2 separate regions of the Homo sapiens genome follow, and region 1 is linked to region 2. A link is an interaction called in ENCODE POLR2A ChIA-PET data of the cell type or tissue named here. Cell type or tissue: HepG2. All regions are shown on one strand. Links, peaks and the distances in the headings refer to the core of each region. The heading gives the core; the rest is flanking DNA.

The links. ChIA-PET counts read pairs that join two places held together with the same protein. Peaks named below come from ENCODE experiments on the same cell type or tissue, not always from the same donor. Only the 100,000 strongest peaks of a DNase experiment are listed, where the experiment ranks them.
Region 1: POLR2A ChIA-PET joins it to region 2 with 9 read pairs; 6 of 35 experiments call an interaction of 5 or more read pairs at or near these places.

The regions. Positions count from the first base shown.
Region 1 is chr7:140,971,447-140,974,367 of GRCh38, forward strand. The region is part of intron 3 of LOC105375536 (a long non-coding RNA gene); the gene reads left to right. Among named protein-coding and RNA genes, the nearest start is that of MRPS33, 42 kb to the right of the region's middle. In HepG2, for the core only: no CTCF peak of the experiment used is centred there; a DNase peak (open chromatin) is centred at 1,745; H3K4me3 peaks cover 1,222 bases.
Region 2 is chr7:140,911,415-140,914,335 of GRCh38, forward strand. The region is part of intron 1 of BRAF (B-Raf proto-oncogene, serine/threonine kinase); the gene reads right to left. Among named protein-coding and RNA genes, the nearest start is that of BRAF, 12 kb to the right of the region's middle. In HepG2, for the core only: no CTCF peak of the experiment used is centred there; a DNase peak (open chromatin) is centred at 1,877; H3K4me3 peaks cover 1,118 bases.

The DNA.
Region 1 (2,921 bases), core at 199-2,698, 60 kb after region 2:
CTGTAATCCCAGCTACTCAGGAGGCTGAGGCAGGAGAATTGCTTGAACCCGGGAGGTAGAGGTTGCAGTGAGCCGAGATCACGCCACTACACTCCAGCCTGGGTGACACAGCAAGACTCTGTCTCAAGAAAAAAAAAAACAAAAAAAAACCACAACACACCAGAAACTTTTAAGGTTTATTGATTGTCCTTGAAATAAAATTTTGACAGGGCAACTACCTTTGGCTGCCCAATTCCAGGGGCCACCATTCACAAAAACTACAATATTAAAGGCACACCATGGTATGCAGAGAATAACCAACATGAATGCCCTTGGTAGCCCTGATGCTTGGCCTGCAGAAACAGAACAACAGCAAGGACAGCACAACGAGGATGATCATTGTCAACATTCTATAGCACTTTTCTGTTTATACAGTACTTAACTAGAGTGTCTTATTGCCCATCTAACCAATGAAGTTACTATGGCTCTCCTCCAAGCTCCCCCCATCTTTTTTTTTTTTTTGAGAACAGAGTCTTACTCTGTCACCCAGGCTGGAGTGCAGTGGTGTGATCTCAGCTCACTGCAACCTCTACCTCCTGGGTTCAAGTGATTCTCCTGCCTTAGCCTCCCAAGTGGCTGGGATTACAAGTGAGCACGACCATGCCCAGCTAGTTTTTGTATTTTTAGTAGAGACGGGGTTTCTCCATGTTGGCTAGGCTGGTCGCAAACTCCTGACCTCAAGTGATCTGCTCACATTGGCCTCCCAAAGTGCTGGTATTACAGGTGTGAGCCACCACACCCAGTCTTCCCCCCATCTTTATCGATGTATAATTGACAAACAAAAATTGTATGTATTTAAGATGTACAGGTTGCTGTTTTGATATATGTATACGTTGTGAAATAATCATCACAATCAAGCTAATTAATACCTATCATCTCACATAGTTACTATTTTATTTGTGTGAGTGTGTGGTGAGAACACTTAAAATCTCCCTTCTTAGCAAATTTCGAGTATACAAGATAGTATGTTAACTATAGTCACATTGCTGTGTATTAGGTCTACAGAGCGTATTCATCCTGCATAAGTGAAACTTTGTACCCCTTGATCAATATCTCCCCATTTCCCCTCCCCCAGCTGCAGGCAACCACCATTCTACTTTCTGCTTCTGTGAGTTTGTCTATTTTAGATTCCACTTTCCTCCTTGTTAAGCACAGTTCCTGGGTTCTGTGAGCTTGAAGATGATGAATAAAGAAGGAAAACAGCAGGAAAGTAGGGCCAGCAGTAAAGCATTCACCTCATGCAAAATTTAAGGGGGCTCAGAATCAAGATAAAGATTAATGCAATTTTTTTTTGAGACAGGGTCTTGCTCTGTCACCCAGGCTGGAGGGCAGTGGCACAATCACTGCTCACTGTAGTCTCGACCTCTCAGGCTCAAGCAATCCTCCCAGGTAAGCCTCCTGAGCAGCTGGGACTACAGGCATGCACCATCATGCCCAGCTAAATTTTTTTTTGTATTTTTTTTTGTGGAGATAGGGTTTCACTATGTTGCCCAGGCTGGTCTCTAATTCCTGGGCTCAAGTGATCACCCCCCTCGGTCTCCCAAAGTGCTGGGATTACAGGAATGAGCCACTGCTCCTGGCCCTGCAATATTTTTCTTTAAGTCTAAATGCAAAACATCCAGGATGAACTGAATACCAAAAATGTAAACAAAGAAAGGCTGTCTGTTTTTGTTTGTTCTATGACCTTGAGTTATTGCTCAATGGGATCAGTGTTTCTGATCAGCCTGAGGTTCACGGGCTATAGGGCCATGGTGTCCCTTGATGGGTGGGTTTATGAAGATTTACGACGGCATGTGAACAGATTGGGCAAGCTGGGACATTATGTGTAATCACGGTTTTTTATTGGAGAGCCTTTATTAACTTTTCCACTTGGTTCACAATATGGGAGGGTATTTTGGTAAGTGTGTATATAGGGGCATAGATTTCCCTGTTGCCTCGGGCTCCAATAGGGCTTGGCATGGTACTGCAGGAAAGTTCTTATTTTACTGGTATGCTTGGAAAATGGCTTCACAACTCAGGGTCTGGCAGGGGTTTAAAGCTGACTTTTTCTCTCCTGGGACTCTTCTTGGGTGGTTCTCTAGAGGCTGTCCCTGGAACATTTGGCTGCATTTCCTGTGATGTGGGTGAAAGTAGTGATTCGACAGGTTGGTCAATTCTCTCTCTGGTTTTTCAGAAGTTTGCGCCATAGACTCTTGTCTTCTGATGTCCCCTCATTCTTTCTTGTGGTTCCCTGGGGCAGGATTTAAAATGGCAATCTGGCTCTCCACTGAGAGGGCTCAGTGAGCCTTAAAAACACTTACACATCCTTTGCTCTGACGCTGTAGGAGCACAGGCCACCTGCCCTTCACTCCCTTGTCTTTATCCTGCTTCTGCATGTAATGCCAGCCTGAAGTCTCTGGCTTCAGGACTTTCCAAATGGGAGTCAGGCACCAATCCACTCACTTGATGTAAAGGGAGAAGGGCCCTCCACTACTCCCCTGAGGTGGGCAGAGAGACAATCACAGAATCATATTCTGCAGGTACATGTACCACAAATTCTTCTCCTTTTAAAAACAATTTGCTTCCTTTATGCTCTCAATATAGGTCAAGGGTTGTTATGAGCCATGTTACCAGTTTTCAGGTATCTACTTTAAGACTCCTTTAGGATGGTTTGTCTCAAAACTCATTTTGGTATCTAATATCTAGAGCCTTGGGGTCTCAGCTGAAAATTCCATTTAAATATTTTGCTAAGTTTCACTTTTCTCTAAAGATTTGAACATGGTGAAATAAAAGAAGTAGTCAATTAAGATTCTTTAGCTCTATTCTTAGAGGCATAAGCCTACATTTTTTTTTTAAAAAAAAAAGACAGGCTGGGCGCTGTGGCTCACACCTGTAATTCCAGC
Region 2 (2,921 bases), core at 334-2,833:
TCTAGAGGAAAAAGAAATACCTATTAACAAAAAAACCCCACAATACGATATAGTGAGTAAAACAAGGTAAACTCTGGGATTCTACAAAAGCACAAAGCAGAGGCATCAAACTAGGACTTGGAAAGAGGTTAAGAAAAGCTTCCTACAATAAACGGTAGGTGAGGTAAGTCTGGAAGGTTTGGAGGGTGGGATGGGGGAGGAAATCTGTATTTCAGGTGGTAGGAAAAACATGAGCAAAGACAAGTCAAATTTGGAGAGTGTTTGAAAGAAAGTAATGATGAGATTATGTTATTCTACATAGAAAAACCAGTAAGTATTTGATACAGAAAAGATGAAGAAAATTTTTTTAAAAGAAAAGCAGTTACCAGACCACTCCAAATTTAGCCTACATTCATGGCAGGATAGTGGCAGGTACTTCATTAAGGAGTAATAAATTCATGTTCTATTTCCCAATGATTCCATGTTTGAGTCCAAATGAAAATGACTCATATTGAGTGTTTAAATTGCCTGGGCAAGTTACATTTAACTCTGATCTGAAGATCAGTACCAAAAAGTTAGGAGACTCATAATGCTGTCTAGACAACTCATAAAATAACTTAATATTGCCATTAGCCTATAGTCCTGGCTACTCGGGAAGCTGAGGTGAGAAAATCACTTGAGCCCAGGAGTTGGAGGCTGCAGTGAGCTATGACTGTGCCACTGCACCCCAGCCTGGGTAGCAGAGTGAGACCCCCATCTCTTAAAGGAAAAAAAATTGCCCATTAATTTTACTATTTGTCTCCAGTTCATTTATGCTCCCATACTGCTGCGGAGCTACTTTCACATATCCCCAATCCTCATTCTCGGCTGATAACCTCAAGTCTTACTTCACTGAAAAAAACCAAAGCAACTGCAACAGAACGTGTACAGACTCCACCAATCACGTCGACCTTCCTAGCAGCATTTCTAACCACATACTCTGCTTAATGGCCTATTATCATAAAGTATAGATGCTCCTATAGAAAGCCAATCCTTCCTATTTATACACTAAATCCCTTTCCCTCTTACCTCTTCTAAGACAGTGCTTCAGCAATTCTTCTCTCTCCCTCCTGAAACGTTTTACTCTCTAATGGCTCATTCCTATCATCATACGCTCTTCTTTTTCTTATCATTAAAAATTTATTGACCCCACTTTCCTCACTAGCTCTGGCCCCATTTCTCTGTTCCCCTTTACAGGATAATTCCTCACCATCTTTACTTCCCCTCCTCTTCTCTCTTAAAATCACTTCAATCAAAACATCTCCTTCAATATTTCACCTAATTTTTGTATTTTTAGTAGAGACAGGGTTTCACCATGTTGGTCAGGCTGGTCTCGAACTCCTCACCTCGGGTGATCTGCCCGCCTCGGCCTCCCAAAGTGCTGGGATTACAGGCGTGAGCCACCAAGCCCCGATGAATCTACTTTCAAAACATCCAAAATCTGACTACTTCTCAGTATTTCTGCTATCACCAATATGGCCTAGATAACTGAAAGAGATCCTTCCCTAATCCCCTAGTCTCTACCTTGCCCCAGCAACTTTGGCCTCCTGCTGTTTCTTAAATAGGCAAGGCACATTCCCGACACAGAATCTTTGAACTAATTGGTTTATCTGAAATGCCTCCTCCTCCTTTCTCAAATTTTTGTTCAAATACCCCCTTCTCAAGTGAGGCCTACCCTGACCTCCCTATTTAAATTGCTACCTACCCCCATCCCAGCCCTAAACTGTTTAACTTTCATTGCTCCACAGCACTTATTACCTTTGAACATACTACATAATTTCCTTTCTGTATGTCTAAGGTTTCTCAGCCCCATCCCCCAATACACACACACCCCTCCACTGGACAGCAGCTACATAAGGGTAGAGACCTTTGTTTTGTTTTCAAGTGTACTACTAAGCACCTAGATCACTACCTGGCATATAGTAGGCACTCAAATATTTACTGAATACATGAATACCTGTTGCCCTAAGAAATGACTCAATACAAAAGTCACCAATGTAGTTTTGGATGAATGACAAAGCAAATGTTAATCACAGCTTTTTTTTTTTTTTTTTTTTTTTTTTTTTTGTGAGACAGAGTCTCGCTCTGTAGCCAGGCTGGAGTGCAGTGGCGCGATCTTGGCTCACTGCAACCTCCGACTCCCTGATTGAAGCGATTCTCTTGCCTCAGCCTCCAGAGTAGCTGGGATTACAGGCACATGCCACCAGGCCCAGCTAATTTTTTGTATATTTAGTAGAGACGGGGTTTCACCATGTTGGCCAGGATGGTCTCAATCTCCTGACCTCATGATCCACCCGCCAGGGCCTTTCAAAGTGCTGGGATTACAGGCGTGAGCCACTGCGCCCGGCCAACCACAGCTTTTAAATACCAAAACACAAGTCATAATTACCAGTTTTCCTATAAATGGAACAGTCTTTCTACTGTTATTAAGAAAGCTTACCTCTTTCCCATGAATTGCTTACTGAACACATGAATCAGTATGTTGCCACTTCATGTTTCTTTAATTAAATAATGTTTTAAAGTAACATTAATAGAATGTAGTTAACACTGAAACAGTTCTAGGACAATCATCAGTCAGTCCCACATTAAGAACTGCCAAAAGTGTTAACTAGAGCCCTGTGCTAAGCATATTGAACATTCAAAACAAAAAAAAGAACAAAGATTTCTGAAAGGAAATTTTTACATACATAGTATTTATCTTTTGTCTTAAAAATCAACAGAAAACACTACTATAATTTTGTGAAGGCTTTTACATATTCATCATTTCACTTTATTTTCATAGCACTCCTATGATCTACTTAACACATATGGCCTACTAGAAGTTCAGTGCATACCATAAGGAGGGGGAGGAGGATCAAGAGATGCCAGTGAAAGGCAAGCATTCAACTGAGTTCTCATGTATA